Regions from separate parts of the Mus musculus genome. Here region 1 is linked to region 2. The links are chromatin contacts, found by Hi-C in ENCODE. All regions are on one chromosome and are shown on one strand. The core of a region is the stretch at or near the end of the contact, and the rest is flanking DNA. Distances in the headings are between cores, read along the strand shown. Region 1 holds the start of AI504432 (expressed sequence AI504432). Region 2 holds the start of Cd53 (CD53 antigen).

Evidence for each region. Hi-C counts contacts between places; a loop is a spot of excess contacts on that map.
Region 1: a map of T-helper 17 cell shows a loop between it and region 2 (3-fold over the local background). The contact joins the promoter of AI504432 here to the promoter of Cd53 in region 2. A Hi-C loop is called at or near these places in 4 of 37 maps with a recorded cell type or tissue (T-helper 1 cell, T-helper 17 cell and T-helper 2 cell).

Annotation. Positions count from the first base shown.
Region 1 is chr3:107,037,736-107,043,679 of GRCm38, forward strand. AI504432 (expressed sequence AI504432) reads left to right here and starts at 1,769. Exons shown (of 2, transcript NR_033498.1): 1 at 1,769-1,835. It overlaps Gm38712 (a long non-coding RNA gene), which reads right to left. Exons shown (of 4, transcript XR_003954542.1): 4 at 1,831-5,418. It overlaps Kcna3 (potassium voltage-gated channel, shaker-related subfamily, member 3), which reads left to right. Exons shown (of 1, transcript NM_008418.2): 1 at 1-394. The coding sequence ends at 274.
Region 2 is chr3:106,787,107-106,793,146 of GRCm38, forward strand. Cd53 (CD53 antigen) reads right to left here and starts at 3,043. Exons shown (of 8, transcript NM_007651.3): 1 at 2,861-3,043.

The sequences.
Region 1 (5,944 bases), core at 519-3,018, 250 kb after region 2:
CTTCTACCACCGGGAGACAGAAGGGGAAGAGCAAGCCCAGTACATGCACGTGGGCAGTTGCCAGCACCTCTCCTCTTCAGCCGAGGAGCTCCGAAAAGCCCGGAGTAACTCCACTCTGAGTAAGTCGGAGTATATGGTGATCGAAGAGGGGGGTATGAACCACAGCGCCTTCCCGCAGACCCCCTTCAAAACGGGCAACTCCACAGCCACTTGCACCACGAACAATAACCCCAACTCCTGTGTCAACATCAAGAAGATATTCACTGATGTCTAATATATGATACGGTTGCCAATTCTGTGCCCAGTATTGTGTGGAACATGCCCCCTTGGTCTGTGTATGCCCTTGATTTATACATTTCCAGACCACTCATCAAGGAAAGTACAAGAAGTGAGGAAGCACACTTCATTCTCCCTATTGCTTCATACTGAAACAGGTGCCTGTTTTTGCAAGTGGGCTGCATTCTCTCAGCTCTTTTTTTCTCTCTCTCCCTGTCTCTTAATTTTGTGACCAACAAACTTACATTAAGCGTGGTTTTTTTGTGTGAGCCCTACAGCCACATCCTGAGAGGAAGTGAAACTATAGAGTCAGAGTAACTGTTTAACCTCAAAATCAAAAGATAGTTGTTTCTTTACTAAGTAAAGGAGGCGGAACCTAAATGAAGCTCCTGACTGGTGGACTTTTCAATATTATTTCCGGACTAGTTATTGTAACTACCTAACCTCTGGATATGTGGGTGGAAAGTCTAACTAGAGCGTTGACGCGTAAGCCCACTATAAATTTATTTTGTTTTTGACTGATCTTTCAGTTTGAATCTCTCCCCTAAGGACTTAAGGTTCACAATAATTTTGAACCAAAAGGGAAATGCCCCGAATGTCCTGATCTGGCTATTAACTCTTCAAAGTTTGCAAAGCATTTTGAAAACATTAGACACAGATTCCAATGAAGTTGTGAGTTCATGCCCCAGCCAATATCTACGAAAGTCTAGAAACTCATTTTCAGTGCTGCCGGGAGAAACAACAGAAATTCCTGATGCATCCGAGAGATAAGCTTCTGCAGTATCACAGGAAGATTAAAGTGTCAGACACCCCTTCCAGCGGAAGTTACTAATTCGGACCTGACTGATGCAGTTCCCATAGCAACCCGTGTTTCCTGGGAAACCCGAAAAAGGTTGTCATGGCATCTTTTGCTCTCTAGCCCCACCCCCACCCCAGGCCCTGCCGTTTCTACAGTAACCTTTCCAGATGGTTCCTACTTACATGATTTCATAAGAAAAAAACACTATTTGAATAAACCACACAAATTAAGTGTAAGACTATATAGAGGTTAAATGAATCACAAAATGCTTTTTTACATTTTATATAAATCATTGCTGTTATCCCATAATGACTGGATCAAAAAGGAAATTATCATCTTTGGAACGTTACACGTAAGGCATGATCTGAATTAAATGTCAGTTGTTTGGTAGCAATTTTTAAAGATGGTTCTGTACAGTTTTCATTAAGAAATGGCAAGCCAACAGATAAAATGAGAACAACAATATAAACATGGTCTGTACATAAGCCAGTGAGAGTCAGTGTACCCAAAGTATTACTACAAGATACCTTCAGAGTTCCTCAATTTAAAAGAAAAAAAAGAAAAAGAAAAACATCCAGATCCCACAACAGGACTGTCACCATCACAGCACTGGAAAAGCAGAATCAACCTCAAACATATGGAGGATGCACAATTTAATGAGTGGATTACAAAAAGGAGGTTCAGGAAATGATCAGACTTGAAAGAACACCTGCAAGTTACAGCCACATGCTGAGAGCTGCCAGCAGACAGACAGAATCAGGTGAGCCCTGTCCTATGTGATCCCTACAAGTAGTCTATTGTGCAGGGAACCAGGGACATTTCTGTTCATAACTAGGTTTATATTTGCAAAGCAGACAGTTTTATATTACATGCCAGTTGCCTTTAGAAAGATTAAGAAATTCTTCCCATTTTCCCCATGTTTCTGGTTATCTTTTGGTTTCCATGTTTATGGCAAAGGGATGCAGAAAATTCCCCTCTGAGCAGCTTTCTCCCAAGCTGAACTGAAAAGTACTCCATTGCTTTAACCAACCCTCTTGGCTTCTGAACAATTTGTTTCCCCCTTTAAACTGAATAAAAGGCAAATGCTACAACTGCTAGGTTAGTAGCCCAGTTTAATTTACATAATTACTTATTATCTGTGGTATCATTCTTGAAACAAATGCTTAAAATTGAAATATGATTAGCATTTTATTTCAACAGTCTTTTTGCCTTATGTGTGTTATGTGAATTGTACACAACTGCTTTTGGGATTTAATGACACATAAGTAGTCTGTCCCTCTAGAGTACATGACATAAAATCATTTCAGGTAAACTTTCATAACCCTACCTAATATATAGTGGGAAGTATTAATGGAAACTATAACAAGAAAGATAAAGGGAATACACAAAAAATAGAGGCATTAATTTATGTTTACCTGGCTTCTGTTTGTTCTTTGTGTCGAAATAGGATTTTTACCTACTTTCCTTTGCTTGTATGACCTTTGAACATTAATCTACATTTTGATGTAACAGTTGATATTCTTGGTAGAAAGACGTTTCTTTCATGGCCCATTTTGATGTTAAACACATAGCAATCTCGTAAAAGACCTTAACATAAAGGTAACAATTTTATTCCCACTTTGAAATGTAGACACCTTGATTAATTCAATAAATAAGTAAAGTTAGACCATTTTTTTATGCTTCTTAAATAAGAGGAGTTTGAAGGAGACCTTTTGTTTTCTTAACCAGAGAAATAGCCCAGGTTCTGAGTCAGAGCTTTCAGGTGATGTAACTGTTTCCAGTCGCCATATTGGAAACTCCTTAAAGGTTATAGGTTCTGTGTTTTGATTTAGGCGTGGTGGATGTTTTAGGTACAGAAAGCGGTACCTTGTGTCAGGTGAATGCTGCCATCTTACATTAGTATTTGCAGGCTTTTACTGAAGTGGCTGAAAGAGGCTGTTCTGCTGTCATACAGCAAGATTTGGCTCTGGTATCTGCTGAATGACCTTGAGAACATTACATAACTTCTCTGTTCCTTAGGGTTTTTTTTTTTTTTGTAGTATAAAATAATAAGTAGTACTCCATGCACTTGTTGTATTAAATAAGTTCATGATATACATCAAATTAAGAGATTACACTATTTTGTAATTAATTATACAAGAAATCAGTAATGTTTTCCTATTTCCTTTCTGTGATAACACAATTACCATTTATTAAGGAGCAACAATGTCCTGAACCCTTGTCAGTTCTGTAAGGTAGGTACCATTAACTTTATTTTAAGGAGGATGAAAGCTAGATGACAGAAGTTAAAATGACTCCCTATGACTTCAAGCTAGCGAAATACCCAGCCACAACTAAAAGTTAGGTCATTATGAATCTAAAACCATGCTACTTTTATTGGGTATCTTGAAAGATAAAATTAATCCCTTATGCTTTTACATTTAACTTCAGTCCATATTACTAACCAAAGTGTAGAAACCTATTCTCTTCAGCACACTGAAAATTAACCCTTTCTTAATAATAAGCTGTGTATAACCAGGAAACTCAAAGCTAAGTTATTTACCAGAGATTGACTTCCCTGATAACCAAAGATTCTTTTCTCACATAATTGATGTGTCTGGATTTAACCTTAGAAAGCATAATCAGTCATATTAGGGATGCCTACCAGGATAAGGGGATTTCTCTGTTTTTATATTAATTTCCCGGTTGTATGTGTTTTAATTGGCCATGTGATAAAAAGCATTATGTAAATTGTTAGGCTTTTCATTTCCTGTACTCTGCTTAGGTTACTAAGGAACCATGCCAGAAATCAATGTAAACATTTTAATTTCTGCACAAAAGTAAGAATTGCTTGCAACAGGATAGAAAGCAGAAAATTCTCAGGTCATTGGAACTTGTGGCACTAGTGGCTCACCTAGTCACTCCATTTGTCATTAGGAGACAGATCAAAAACCATTAGGACATAATTTTGTCATGTGTACTGGCAGTAGCCCCTTCACCAAGATCCTAAATCTTTTATAACATGACAGTGGATAGTGACTTGGGCTTAGAATAAAGTGCTAATGAATCTACATTTGCCAGTAACCATTAGCTTTGCCAGCGACAGGCTGTTGAACATAGCTGAACATCTTGAGTGTTGAAATGAGATTCTTGTGAGTTCTGTGGCTGGATGAACACAGCTCATCAGCACCCTTGAGAGGTTGTCTGTGCCCCACAGCCAGTGATCCAGAGAAAACCATGGAAGTCAATGCTTGCTATTCCTTTTTCTATGTGGTGTTTTAAACTCATATCATGCCAAATTCAAATATGGCAACAAAACCATAGACACCTACATGGAAAAGAAAGTGTTATTTCTTAGCCTCTAAACAGAATTGATGAATACGCACTGAAAAAGAAATTTAAGGTTGTGGTTTATACAAAACTTATTTACATGTTTGTCATATAACACAGCATATAACTACAGCACATATGACATACATGGCATATGTACAGCACATATATGCAAAGAGCTTACTCCTTTAAGAGCCATAGCTATATTTTCTAAACATTTAAATTTTCAACATTCTCTGCAGCAGTTTCAAGCCCTTTCCACCTCTCAGCTGTGAATAGAAGTGATAACCCCTCCAACTAAGAAATGCAGAGAGGCATATCCCCTCCCCCCCCCCACCTGTCTGAAGACTTATGGAAACACTGAGATAGAGGTGAGAAGTTCTAGACCTGGAAGAAGCTATTTAGGGATAGCGTCTCATGGTGGGACTTTTTTTTTTTCCCCTTTCTGTTTGGTAATGCTCCCTTTCAACTAAGGAAGATAGAATTACTGGTTTGTAGGATTTCCTATGTTTTGCTGAGGCAGGTAAGTGTGTGTGTGTGTGTGTGTGTGTGTGTGTGTGTGTGTGTGTTCAGTTCAGTTACATTTGTTTTTATACACCTTCTGTGAGTGTATTTATCTTTGAAGAAAGATAAATCAGAGAGAGTTTTTTTTCTTAAAACAAAAAAAAAAAAGGAAGGGAAAGCTATATACAAAGTCTAAACCCTTTTTAACAGATTTTTCACATCTTGGCCAGGGTTATGTGGCATTTGATAATAGTATTCATCATATCCTCATTCTCAAATTGCAAATACAGTCTCATGATTTCAACTTGTTAGAAGGTTTACAGCTGTTTGTCTTGGTTTTTAATGATACTGTGGTCTAATTTTGTCTTCCAAACTGCTAAGAAAATACATTTACAAAGGAGTGCTTTCATGTTCACCCTCCCTCTTCTTCCTTCTTCTTCTCTTTACCTCTCCATGCATCTCCATCAGATGCATTCTCCTTGCACTTCAGAACTTGTATCATCAGCCATCATTTGCATTTCAAGGGAGACCTGGAAAAGAGGTTCCAGCATTTCCTTGAGTTCCATATTGTTATCATAATGTAAGAGGATAGGAACTGTGCACTGAAAAACACTGAGGGTTCTGCTCATTAGTAATATAGCATTCCAGTAAGCCACAAATGGTGTTTCATCATATCCAGAGAATGTTCGGACACGGCAGACAGTGGGGTCTCGCCTTCATTTATGGAAGATTCACAGAAGTAGAACAAGAATTTCTTTTTCCAAAAAGCCTCTAAGCTGAAACTGTCACAATACAAAGACTCTTGGAATTTCTGTTGAGATCCCCACAAACCTTTTACTAAGAAAGTTCTCGTCAAACCCATCATTGTCCCTCCCCTGGATTTTTATTGACAGTCCTGATTAGCAACCCAGCTTTCTTTTCCTTGACTCTGTTCTTAGCATGGAACCCTCAGTAAACCTTCTTTCTTTTCTTTTCTTTTTTGGTTTTTTGGTTTGTTTGTTTGTTTGTTTTGTTTTGTTTTTTGGTTGGTTGGTTGGTTTTTTTGAGACAGGGTTT
Region 2 (6,040 bases), core at 1,793-4,292:
CTTCTGAGAGGTTCTCAAGAGTGAAATGTACCATGGGCCGGAAAGGCTTTAATCACCTTTTTCCTCATTGTGTTTCTTGGAAATACTGCTTTAAAAATTTTGTTTGAAATTCATAAGAAAAAGCTCATGAAAAGAAAAATAAGGAAGAGAAAAGGAAAAGAAAAAAAGGTGAAGAAAGATAAACTTGAATGATGGGGGGACTCATTTTCTCACATTTGGAAGCTCAGCTAGATGTCATTAGTAGCTTACATAGGGTAAAGATCTTTATAATAAGGCTATTGTTTAAACTAGGAGCTGTTATCTGAAACTCTCATGCAGTCCATCCAGTAGACATCATATCATTTTACTACCCTAAAATGATAAAGAACTTTGTAGTAAATGGTATTATTCTACTTTCGGAGAATGGACAATCAGTAGAGAAGATTTGCATCTCTACCCCAACATAGAGATGAATGGATTATGTTGTAAGTTCTTACCTATTGCTTTTGGAAATACATATTTTCCTCTTTATCAAAACCTTTCTTCCTAAACCAAGTATCCAACCTTCCTCTTGTCCAAGAGCAGCAACCCTGGAGGCCAGCTTTATACAGGTGTCTAGTTTGACCCAATGCATACACCTAAAGTGGTAGCTAGTCCTGAAACCATCCTGAGGGCAAGTTCCTAGTATAAAGAGCAATGTCCTAAGGGCAGATGCCTAGTCTACAGAGCAACCTACAAACAGTGGATGCTTGTTGGTGTATAAAGTGCTGTGAGCTGATTATCAGCAAAAGCCAAACCACTATAACCAAACCAATATACTAGTCATTGGATAGAAACTGGAAGGAGGGGAACGGCTATAACTTCACAAAAAGCTTTACCTTTCCTTCTGATCATGTGAAATATCCAGGCTAGAAGGAATCTGTGCCCTAACTCAAAGCCACATTCAACCAAAATTATTGTATTTAAGTCTCAGACTCTGCCCTTTGATACACCCAGCACTTGTCTGTTGAGTAAACTTGCCATATACTTTCAGTTGCCTAGTAGGAAAAAGGGCTTGGTGCTTCCTGTGACCATGTGATTAGTCTCTCTTGCTTAATTTCATTTCTACCATGCCTGTGGCAGGAAGTGGGGGAGTAATACTTCTTTGAGTACATATGTAGTGCCTTGTAACTGGAAATGTTAATGGTTCCAGTCTCTATAATACATTCATAGTAGTCTTCTCTCTGAGGGAGTCTTTGGAAAACTCCTGAACTCCTGTATATTGTGTGCACTCTCCCTACTTTATAGAAAAGAGCATATTATTTTGTGTTATGTGTGTCCTAATATCTGCCCTCCATGGTAATCTCTTTGTGATTGACAACCACATCCGTTAACTTTGTGTTTCTAGAACCTGAGCACAGTGCCTGGCTGTTGGGACATTGCAGGGTAGTGGGGAATGAGGAAGCTAAGCACTAGTCTGAGGCTTCTAGGCAGTCAGAGGACATAGAAGATATCAAAACAACAGAGGTTTTCCTTTATATATTTGCCTCTTGCTAACAAAAAACTTGAAATCCTTTGAGTGGTAGTGAGGTAGTTGTGTTGGCCTAGGCTGTGAATCACTTCCTGTGAGCATAAAGATAAGCAAACATCATATCTAAAAGCAAAATAACCTTAACTGGCCCACACAGGAAACCACATTTCAGTTTGGCATCTGCTCTTAATCAACCAGTTTCAAAGCAGTGAAGATTTGGATCGAGATTGAGAAAGCAAAACATTGCTCACACAGCAGATAAAATTCTTCTCTGGCTCAATCTTCTAATAGATATGATTACCAAGAAAAGCTCCTCATGGAAAAAACTATTACTGGGCAAATTCTCCATTCTTCTTCATTTCTCCTCTGTATCAACAGTATACTGTCAGACATCAAAGGGTGCCTAACCCATGGTTTTTAACTTAGTTCACTTAGGTCACTATTTATAAACATAAGGTTTAGTAGCCTCTGAGGGTGGCTCTGACAAGCTGCAACTAACTCCCAATCATCTCCCTTGAATTTTAGGTGAGAAAATGTGGACATGGATACTTTACTTTCTCCCTTTTAGATTATAATCAAATGAGCTCTTCACAGCTCTTGGACCAAGAAAGACCTGATACAGACATTTTGTATTGACCAAAGCTTGACTATCATTTTGCTGAATACTTACACCCTAGAATGGCTTGCAAGTTGGAAACTATTACTGTATCAAGTTATGTGGGTTTCCTCTCTGCTGCACATTTTATGTGAAATTTGTCAATGTTCAAGCTTTGTGTATCACAGACCATTTAAAGTGAAGAAAGAAGCCCTTCAGATCACAATGTTTACCTTCCCCCAAACTAAGCCATAGGAATAAAATACATGAAGTACATTGCAGAACACCTATGTTGCAGGTTTTTTGTATCTATCTTATATCAAAACATGACATTCTCAGCACTAACTTTCCTTTAAAATGTTTTCAAACAAAGACAACATGTCTTCTGGCTACTGTTCTAAATCACTCTGGTTATGATTTTCCTCCCTGCTCTAAAATGAAACTTCAAGTTTTTGAAGAAAAAACAACATAGAAGATCTCCCCAATTTCATCTCATCTCACCTCAAAAACTTCAAGCATTAGAAACCACCATATACAGTAAGCAATTCAAGTGGCATAATAATGTAAGCTTATGAATACTTAGGCCCAAAGAGATATCAGAAAATAAAACACCAATTAAATCAAAGTATTTCTAGCCCAGTTGCCTAAGGGAAGTGCTGATCTAAATATTTGTAAACACATCACATTTTAAAGTTACTAAAGGGATGTGTGGAGACTCTCAAAATGCTATGTGCCTTATTAGCTGATTTAGAGCTGTTAAAAGTCATAAATCTTACCTTTTGAAGGCAGTGTCCCTCAGTACTTCAGGTAGAATTCACTGATTATCTTTTAGGTGGCCAGCACAGCCTGTAACCCAGAAGTCTATGTCTATTTGTGTAAAAGGAGAAGTGAAGAGAGAAAAAATACAATCATGCTGTGACGACAGGAAACCCAAGCGAGAAGAGTGAGGAAGTGAGACTGAGTGTTCTCTCTTAGGCTCAGATAGTCAACTGTTCCTCAGTGAACTTGCAGAGGCTTCCACTCCCAGCCTATTCTAAGCTGGTTTCTGGAAGCTAAAGAAGGTCTGACACACCAATCTGAGTTCTGGTGAACTTTACAGTAATTTGAGTGATATTTCCTGGCCATAGAACAGTGCTTCTCAATTGAAGCAGCAACTACAAAATACCCGTGGGTCTGTTTCTGTGTATGTGTCCCCACCGTTTGACCACAAACTATACTACTAAACCATACTGACCAAGCCAGCATGGTACTGGAATGAAACCATACTTGTAGATCAATATAGCATAGTAGAGGACACAGAGATAAACTTGTGTAGGATTGAATATCTACTTTTGGACAAAGGTGTATCAAAACATGAACTAGAAAAACAAAAATGCAGCTGGAGAGATCGCTCAGCAGTTAAGAGCACTGACTGCTCTTCCAGAAGTCCTGAGTTTAATTCCCAGCAGCCACATGGTGGCTCACAACCATCTATAAATGGGATCTAATGCCCTCTTCTGGTGTGCCTGAAGACAGCTACAGTATATACATATACATATACATATACATATACATTATACATATACACACACATACACATACACATACACATACACATACACATACACATATACATATACATATACATATACATAATAAGTAAACAAATCTTGTTTAAAAAAAAACTATCTTGGGTATTCTAGGTTTCTGGGCTAATATCCACTTATCAGTGAGTGCATATCAAAGGATTTCTTTTGTGATTGGGTTATCTCACTCAGGGTGATACTCCAGATCCATCCATTTGCCCAAGAATTTCATAAATTCATTGTTTTTAAAAGCTGAGTAGTGCTCCATTGTGTAAATGTACCATATTTTCTGTATCCATTCCTCTGTTTAGGGACATCTGGGTTCTTTTCAGCTTCTGGCTATTATAAATAGGTCTGCTATGAACATAGTGGACCATGTGTCCTTTTTACCAGTTAGAACATCTTCTGGGTATATGCCCAGGAGAGGTATTGCTAGATCTACTGGTAGTACTATGTCCAGTTTTCTGAAGAACCGCCAAACTGATTTCCAGAGTGGTTGTACCAGTTTGCAATCCCACCAGCAATGGAGGAGTGTTCATCTTTCTCCACATCCTCCCCAGCATCTGCTGTCACATGAATTTTTGATCCTAGCCATTCTGACTGGTGTGAGATGGAATCTCAGGGTTCTTTTGATTTGCATTTCTCTGATGATTAAGAATGTTGAATATTTTTTCAAGTGCTTCTCAGCCCTTCCATATTCCTCAGTCAAAAATTCTTTGTTTAGTTCTGTAACCCATTTTTAATGGGGTTATTTGAATTTCTAGAGTTCAGCTTAGTGAGCTCTTTGTATATAATGGATATTAGTCCCATATCAGATTTAGGATTGGTAAAAATTCTTTCCCAATCTGTTGGTGGCCTTTTTGTCTTATTGACAATATCTTTTGCCCTATAGAAGCTTTGCAATTTTATGAGGTCCCATTTGTCGATTCTTGATCTTACAGCACAAGCCATTGCTGTTCTGTTTAGGAATTTTTCCCCCGTGCCCATATCTTCGAGGGTTTTCTGCACTTTCTCCTCTATAAATTTCACAACTTCCAAAACACAAGAAAATCAAGAAGGAAGACCAACGCATGGATAATTCATTCCTCCCTAGAATAAGGAATAAAATATCCATGGAAAGAGTTGCAGAGACAAAGTTTGGAGCTAAGACGAAAGGATGGATCATCCAGAGACTGCCCCACTTGGGGCCCATCCCAGAATCAGCCACCAAACGCAGACACTTCTGCAAAATTTTGCTGAAAGGACCCTGATATAGCTGTCTCCTGTGAGGCTTTGCCAGTGCCTGGCAAATACAGAAATGGATGCTCACAGTCATCTATAGGATGGAACACAGGGCCCCCAACGTAGGAGCTAGAAAAAGTACCCAAAAGCTGAAGGAGTCTGGAACCCTATAGGTGGAACAACAATATGAACTAACCAGTACCCCCAGGGCTCCTGTCTCTAGCTGCATATGTAGCAGAAGATGGCCTAGTTGGCCATCATTGGGAAGAGAGGCCCCTTGATCTAGCAAACTTTATATGCCCCAGTACAGGGAAATGCCAGGGCCAAGAAGTGGGAGTGAGTGGGTAGGGGAGCAGGGCGGGGTGAGGGTATAGGGGACTTTTGGGATAGCTTTTGAAATGTAAATGAAGAAAATATCTAATAAAATTTAACATAAATAAATAAAGAAAAGAAAAACTAAAATGTATTGAATTAAAACTGGCAAAATTAGATAGCTACTAACAGAAGAATTAAATTAAATCTGTATTTTCTTTTACCCTTTACAAAAATAAATTCAAAGTGCACCAAAGACCTTAATTTAAAACCTAGAGCCGGGAGGTGGTGGTGCACGCCTTTAATCTCAGCCTCAGGGAGGCAGCGACAGGTGGATTTCTGAGTTCAAGGCCAGCCTGGTCTACTAAGTGAGTTCCAAAACAGCCAGGGTTATACAGAGAAACCCTGTCTCAAAAAACAAAAAACAAACAAACAAAAAAATTTAAAACCTAGAATGCTAAAACTACTATGGAAAACACTTCAACAGATTGGTATAACCAACCCCTTTTTGGAATAGAATCCCAATAGAACAGGAAATACACCCATGATTTTAAAAAATGGGATTAAAGAAAATTAATCTACACAGCCTCTCAGAAAGTAGACAGAATACAGAAGAGAATACCTTTGCCAGCTGTATCTCAAAGGGGTTTGATATTTAGAAATATAAAGAGTTGCACAAACTAAGCACCAAAAGCAAAACAAAACAAAACAAAACAAAAACCCAAAAAACAAGAAAACCTTCAAAACTGCTTATTGATGAATAGGTCAATGAACTTAACAGACAGTTCTCCAAAGAAGAAAAACAGGTGGACAACAAATATTTTTTTAAATATTGAGCATCCTCAGCCAGCAGAAAGA